3 separate regions of the Homo sapiens genome follow, and regions 1 and 3 are each linked to region 2. Evidence: read pairs that join two places in POLR2A ChIA-PET (ENCODE). Cell type or tissue: MCF 10A. All regions are shown on one strand.

The links. Peaks named below come from ENCODE experiments on the same cell type or tissue, not always from the same donor. Only the 100,000 strongest peaks of a DNase experiment are listed, where the experiment ranks them.
Region 1: POLR2A ChIA-PET joins it to region 2 with 7 read pairs; 6 of 35 experiments call an interaction of 5 or more read pairs at or near these places.
Region 3: POLR2A ChIA-PET joins it to region 2 with 6 read pairs; 2 of 35 experiments call an interaction of 5 or more read pairs at or near these places.

What each region holds. Positions count from the first base shown.
Region 1 is chr10:69,231,571-69,234,070 of GRCh38, reverse strand. HKDC1 (hexokinase domain containing 1) reads right to left here. Exons shown (of 18, transcript NM_025130.4): 3 at 1,159-1,307; 4 at 938-1,057. LOC101928994 (a long non-coding RNA gene) reads left to right here and starts at 1,581. Exons shown (of 5, transcript NR_120648.1): 1 at 1,581-1,700. RefSeq lists enhancers at 699-1,424, 1,038-2,237. In MCF 10A, no CTCF peak of the experiment used is centred here; a DNase peak (open chromatin) is centred at 1,530.
Region 2 is chr10:69,374,790-69,377,289 of GRCh38, reverse strand. It overlaps HK1 (hexokinase 1), which reads right to left. Exons shown (of 18, transcript NM_000188.3): 8 at 201-356. Among named protein-coding and RNA genes, the nearest start is that of TACR2, 41 kb to the left of the region's middle. RefSeq lists enhancers at 1-435, 436-958. In MCF 10A, no CTCF peak of the experiment used is centred here; a DNase peak (open chromatin) is centred at 1,329.
Region 3 is chr10:69,438,206-69,440,705 of GRCh38, reverse strand. No RefSeq gene overlaps it. Among named protein-coding and RNA genes, the nearest start is that of TSPAN15, 12 kb to the left of the region's middle. In MCF 10A, no CTCF peak of the experiment used is centred here; DNase peaks (open chromatin) are centred at 345, 765, 1,175 and 1,995.

The DNA of each region.
Region 1 (2,500 bases), 140 kb after region 2:
TAAGATTGGGTTAGCTTCCTCCTGCTTACAGATTGAAAACTGAGACACACAGAGATGAGTTACCAGGAACCCCGGCCTAGCTGGTGACACAGTTCAGACTGTGTATCCCAGGCTCTGTGTCTGCTCCAGGACATTCTCACTCCTCCAGTGCCCCCATTCCTTTTTTTTTTTTTGAGACGGAGTCTTGCTCTGTCACCCAGGCTGGAGTGCAGTGGCACAATCTCGGCTCACTGCAAGCTCCGCCTCCCGGGTTCACGCCATTCTCCTGCCTCAGCCTCCCAAGTGGCTGGGACTACAGGCGCCCGGCACCACACCCAGCTAATTTTTTGCATTTTTAGTAGAGACGGGGTTTCACCATGTTAGCCAGGATGGTCTCGATCTCCTGACCTCATGATCCGCCCGCCTCGGCCTCCCAAAGTGCTGGGATTATAGGCGTGAGCCACCGCGCCTGGTCCTCCAGTGCCCCCATTCTAATCCTCCTCCTGAGGGCTCACTACAGGGAGAGACTCCCCAGCCTTCCCATGTTTCTTCTAGTTGGCTATGTCAGTGGTCCTAAGTGCAGGCCTCAGGCAGCATCACATCTGCCAGGAACCTGTCAGGGAGGCGAATTTAGGGCCTCCTTGCAGAACCACTGATTCCAGTAGGCCCAGCAATCTGTGCTTAAAACAAGCCCTCCAAGGAATTCCTCACACCAAGGTTTGAGAGCTAGTGAAAAGCATTCTACTCCCCCGAGCTGTGCCCACGTTAATCATAAAATCAAGGCCATTGCGTTAACAAGTTCTCTGCCTCACGCTGCCACCTCATCATGAACAAAAAGAAAAGAAAAAGACAAACAAGAAAGCTCCTGCTGTTCTCTCCTGCGTGCAGCCTGACTCCCACCCGTGCCCACATTCCCCAAGCCCCAATTCCTGCACTGCTGCTTCCCTCCGCGCCTTACCTCTTCCAGTTTAGTCTGTCGACAGGGGAAAGAAAAAGTTAGGCCAAGGGGCAATTTCTTATGCTTTAAATCTTTGGTCTTCATGAAATCTGCCAGACAGTCAGCTACATATTCAAACAGCTGCAGAGAAGAGAAAGCAAAGTACATGGGCTAAGGTGTGGTTTCCCCACACACGGATGCCACCGCCTTCCCTGCGGTCACAGGAGCCACCTGCCAGGTACCTCTGTGCCGTTCCCGCGGATGATTTCATTGGGCGTTGGGTAGAACTGACTCTCCATCTGCACGTGTCGCTTCCCCTCTTCAGCGACTTGCACCTTCAGCACTCGGAACTTGGACCCTCCGAGATCCAGGGAAAGGAACTCCCCATTTTCTATTAAGAAACAAATTCAGTTTCCATTTATTGAGGGTCTACTACAGATATGGCAAGCTCTGCATTAGAGGTTGGACATATAATCAACGTCTTCAAATCACAGCCACTAGGTATCATTATGCTCATTTGCCAAGGCTGAGGACTCTGGCCATTTCTCAGAGCCCTCGAGGTAAGGCGCAGAGCTGAGATGTGAACTAAGTCAGCCTGACTCTGCAGCCTGAGCCCAACCCACTGGCTCATGCTGTAGGAATGTGCATGTCAACTGGAGAGGGCAAATGTGAGCACAGCCCTTGCGGTGGTATGAGAGGTGGCCTCGACGGTGGAGCCCATCCTGGGATGCCATCACTGGGAAGAGAGAGCTGGTGCTCCCAGCCTGGGGAAACTCGGATAAAGGTATGAGGGGGAAGACAGGATGTGCGGCGAGGAGCAGCCAGCCTCCTGCAGCCGATGATCCTATGGGCAGAGGGAAAACACTCCTGGAGGGGAGAGGAGACAGGGACTAAACAATGGCCCTTGAGGTGCCAAGGATGCTGATTTTTTTAGGCCAGAGCCACTCCAAAAGGAGACATTGGAACACAACCCAGCCCAGCCCAAGACAGATGCCATTAATTGAAAGGTGGGGGCTGGGCACAGTGGCTCATGCCTGTAATCCCAGCATTTTGGGAGGCCGAGACGGGCAGATCACCTGAGGTCAGCAGTTCAAGAACAGCCTGGCCAACTTGGTGATGTTGCTGCTGTTGCTGGTCTGTAGACCATAGTTAGAGTAGCAAAGGTGCAGCCAGCTCGATTTTTTGTTTTTGTGTAGACATCCGGAAATTCTTACCTTCACAGATCAGCCACAAAGGAGCTGATGGAGTCATTTATTATTTGGTGAGGGAATTCAGGGAGTTAATCCTATGCAACTTTTATTAGTATATATTATGCACCAAGTAAGAGGGTTCTCCCAGATGCTGTCTTGCTGTGTAGGAGGTAGGGTAGATCCCACAATCTATGTCCACACATTTACTGAGCATCTACTCTGTGCTGAGTAACATGTGTTAGGTGCTAGGGATGCGCAGATGAAAGACGGTGTGCTCCCTGGGAAATTGATCCGAAATACAGGCGCATAAATCAGCTATTTCCATATAGTAGGACCAGTGCTCAGATTGTGAGAGGCACAGGGAGAGATATCCAGGTCAAAGCTGGGAGACAAA
Region 2 (2,500 bases):
CATTCTTTAATGAACCGCCACAAGTGCCTTCAGGGAGTCCGGCCCAGAATGGGTCAACTAAGAGTGAGAGGACACGGACCCAGAAAGCCATGACACTCTTGAAGGAAAAGCCACCAAACTTGGACTCAAGAAGTAACAAGGGACCAATTGCTCTTCTCTGCCCCAACACCCCAAGAAAGCCTTGAGGGGATGGTACCTACTTTTCGATGGCTGACACATCACTGGTGTTAAACTTCCCTCGGGTGAGCAGCTCCGGGGTGATCCGCCCTTCAAATAAGAGGCCCTCCTTGGCCATCTTGACTAGGATCAGTCGAACCAGCTCTCCCAAGTACATGCCACTGACCATCTTCTCAAACCTGTGGAGAAAGGCACACCGGCACTTGTCAGCCTTCCTCTGCGCCCCACACACGAGGGCTGGGACAGACATAAAAGGAATGGGAAGCCCCGACTCACCCCTCACCAGCCCCCAGCCTCGCTGGCAGGCAAAACCATGTGCTTGAGTGACTGAACAGCAGAGGGAGAGGGATCGGAAGCCAAGCCGACTGTGGAGAGGGCAGGAGTCATCCAGACCCCATGCCTGTGACTAGGAGAACACCATGGGCAGGAGCAGGCAGGGAAGGCTGCCTGAAGGCAGGGGGAGCGTTTGGATTTAGATTGCAGATGTCAAGAAGGCCCCAGATAGAAATGTGCAAAATATGATAATCTCCTCCTAAACTGTATGCTATACTTTTTATTTTTTATCTTTATGTATGTACGTATGTATGTATTTACTTATTTATTTATTTTTTGAGACAGGGTCTCACTGTCGCCCAGGCTAGAGCGCAGTGACACAATCTCGACTCTCTGCAGCCTCAACCTCCTGGGCTCAAGCCATCCTCCCACCTCAGCCTCCTGAGTAGCTAGACCACCACGCCCAGCTAATTCTTAAAAATTTTTGTAGAGGGGGAGTCTCCTTATGCTGCCTAGGCTGGTTTCGAACTCATGGGCCCAAGCGACCCTCCCAGATGCAAGCTACAGCACCTGGCTTGTATGCTATACTTTTCAAAGAACTTTCACCTCCACTCCTATGGGAGACCCCAAGCCCTGTGGATAGGAGGTGGCCAGGAAGTATTCTCCCCATTTCCCAGCTCAGAAAGGGTAAACAGCTTCTCCGAGGGAAAGGCAGCCACTCCCCCTGGGGCCGCTGTCAGGACATTTGTTAGGCACCTCCCTGGCATGATTTTCTCCTTCTCCGGCCAAAAGGATCAAGAATTTGCTTTGAGGAACTCACTCCTCCCCCACTGATGTTACCCTAAACTCCAGGGCTGGGCTCTGCATACTGACAGCCAATCAGCTCACCGCACAGCTCCAGCCCCGGTCAAGCACCGACCAATGACAGAATGAGCCCAATGCTGCAGGGGAGAGGCAGCCAGGTGTAGAGATAGAAGCCAACACGCATTGCTGAAGGCCCAGCCGGGAGCTGGCAAGAACCAGGGCTCGATGCCATATGTGAGCCAGATTCAGCCCCCACATCCTGGCTGACGAGGGGCCAGGAGGAACCCCTGAGCAGGGCAGATTGAAGAGGTGGGCGCACATCAGAGCAGCCCGCCGCTCCTCTGCGGGAGCCCAGCTGGCACACCCACAGCTGGCTGTGACACAGCAAAACAATCTGTTCCAACCAGAGCCGCCCAGAAGCCAAGGATGCTGCCGAGACCTGAGCACCCGGCCCTCAACCATCAGCACAGGGCACAGAGCCTCCTTAAAAACACAGTCCTCATTGTTCCTGCTCCTGACAGAACCAGACGTGACCGCCTGGCTGCAGCCAGGCAGAGGATCCCTGGCAGGACAGTGCCCTTCTAAGTCTGGTGCCACCCCAGGCTCCTGTGGGAACAGCCTCTGTGTAGCCCTGAACAGGAATCTCAGCACTGGTGGAGGCCTGGCAGAGCCACTACTGAGCTACTCACCCTGGCCTCCCTACCTGTGCAATGAGATACTGACTGCTTTCCTGTAAGGTTATATGGAGGATATGGGTTAATATAGGTCAGATAGTGCTACAATATCTGGCTAACAATGAGTGCCTGTGGCCCTTCCTATGTGTCTGACACTTTTCCCAGCACTTTACCTGTATTAACTTTTTTCATCCTCATTACAACCCTAGGAGGGAGACATTAGCATTATCCCCATTTCACGGATGAGGAAACAGAGGCACAGAAAGGTTATATAACTTGCCCATGGACAGGGCTAACAAGTGGCAATCCACATTTTGAATCCAGTTAGATCTAACACCAGAAGTTGTACTCCTAACCACTGTGCATTCCTGCCTGTCTCATGGACCGTGTCACTCAATGTTAGCTGTCACTATCATGCTAGCAGCCACCTAGGACCACCCTACCCCAGCTTCTCTGCCTGTTCTCCTCCCTAGGCAGCCTTCCCTGTTGGGCAGTGTGACAAGAGAAAGGGCATTCCCCATAGGATGCGCTAACATCAGCCTCCTGGCACCCTCTGCCCGCTGCTTTTCACT
Region 3 (2,500 bases), 63 kb before region 2:
CCTCAGAGACCCCCAGGGCCACTTCCCTTCCTGACAGTGCAGGGCTGGCCCTGTACTTGGCATCCGCCGTTGTAAGGTATCTGTCTTCTGGCTGGCTTTCTCTGTCAAAATTTTTTGGATTGCTTGATAGTTTATTATACCTAAAAAAAAGCTTTTAATCTTTTTGGACCCACCTAAATCAGTGCTGTGAGGCAGGGTGTGTAGCTGTTTGTATGCCCAATTACAAATGAGAAAACAGGTTAGACTATTTCCCCAGGTCATTGAGGGAATTAGCAGTAAACCAAGACTGACAGTAGTGATGATTCAAGAGGTCCCAGAGCTGGGAGGATCTTTAGACATAATTGTGTCCAACATCCACATGAGTGGATAGAGAAACTCAAGCTAAAAGGGTGGTGTATTGCTCACGGCTATATATTTAAGTTTGTGTCCTCTTCTATTTATGGGCTGTATTGCACAATAAAATGTTTTCTAAGTGAAAAATATCCTGTTTAATTTTCATGTCTATGATGATTAGTGAGGTTGAGGATATACAGTTCTGAAAATTTCCTGTTTTTATCCTTTGCACGTTTTCCAGTTGAGAGATTCTTGTAAGTAGCCAATGCCAGGTGGCTGGCAGGCTGAGAAAATGCCATTCACACCTCTTATCTCCACAGGAGAGGGGCCCTTCCAGATGAGGAGACTCCAGGCTGATCTTGCAGGGCTTTTTTTTTTTTTTTTTTGTGGGCGGGGGGGGATGTGGACAGAGTCTCTTGTCCGTCACCCAGGCTGCAGTGCAGTAGTGGTGCAATCTCACCTCACCACAAACTCCGCCTCCCAGGCTCAAGCAATCCTCCTGCTTCAGCCTTCCAAGTAGCTGGGATTACAGGCACCCACCACTACACCTGGCTAACTTTTGTATTTTTAGTAGAGACGGGGTTTTGCCATGTTGGCCAGGCTGGTCTCAAACTCCTGACCTCAGGTGATCCACCTGCCTTGGACTCCCAAAGTGCTGAGATTACAGGCATGAGCCACTGCACCGGGACATCTTGCAGAGCTTTGACAGAGGAAGAGTCTCAGAGCCATCTGCCTGCAGGGGCTGGCCTTGTTGGGGTTCAGCCAGGCATTCCGGGGAAGCAGCTGGGGAGCACTGGCTGATGGGATGTTGGACCAGGCCTGCCTGACTCACACTGGAAGAGGTTGGATGCCCCGGTGCCCGGGCATCATGCCCCGAGCAGCTCCATCTGTCATTCAGGAGGGCAGGGCAGCTGCTCTGGGAAAGGTTGGGTGCTGCTGGGGGAGGGGAGCCTCAGGGAAGTTAGCTGTGCTCCCAGGGCAGTCTGAGGGTACCAAGGATAGAGTACTAGGGGACACTGAAATGGGGTCTGGATTTGAGCCTGTGGCTATAGAGGAAGGTGGGCAAAAGAAGGGCTGGAAGGCTTTTACATTCAAAAACACACATGGATCTGCTGGTTCATGAGCAGCAGTAAAGGAACCACAGCGTCTGGCCATGTGCTGGTTGCTATGGGACGCCAGCAGCCCTTAAAGGTGGATTTCACAGTTTGCAGTTGACAAAGCACCTCCACCTCATATATTAGAGCACTTTCCAAGTGCAGATTTACTCGGAGAGTGCCCCCTTCCTTGCTGGATTGTCAGCACTGTGGGTGGAAAGAACCGTCTTACTTCCAGATGCCACCCCAGTGTCTGGGTGCCTAGGGGTGCTGGACACAGGTAGATGCTCATTAAACATGGAAGCCAGCTGTCCCCTCAGCCATGAGGGCTGACTCTCTGGCAGTCACACCTCAGACTTCTGACAGCTGAAGACTTCTGCAGAATTCAGCAGAATTCTGTCCTTCCCCAGGCTTCCCCTGAAATTCAGTCACCATTTGATGACAATCTTGTTGGGTCTCCTGGAGGCGTCAGTTCTCTGCTCCCAGACTTTCTGGCTTTCTCCTACTTCCTATATTTTCCCTCAGGGCATTTTAACTTCCTCGTTCCTGTCTACTGAGCTCAGCTCAGCGGCAGCACCTACTTTCTATCTTACACACCCAAATCCCTCTCAGCCTTGTTCAGAAAAAAACAGATGGCGCTTCATTAACAAAATATAATCTTCTGTTACAACATGTGTCGACTAAACCGTTGTTTTTCTTTCTCATGGGTCATCATAATCACTCTGTGTGGAGAAAAAGACAGGAAGGATTCTCCCAGGTTTACCCAGGAGGAGACAGTCTCAGATTTTTTGCCCAAAGTTTCTCACTCTGCCAGAGCAAACGGCCCTGAGCATTTCACAACGACTGCAGAGAAACCAAGTCAGCCTTGAATTCCTGGGGGATAGAAGTAAGGGGGCTGGGTAAAGACCACTGCTGGGGGCTGCTGAAAAATTCACTGTGGGTGCACAGTTTCACCTACTATTTAGTGGTTAGTTATAGTGCAGTGTAACTGCTGTGAGGGTACCTTGTAATTAAAGTCAGCTGGAGCTAGAGGGGTCATAGACTTCTTTTAGTAAAGGATCTAAACTCCCTCC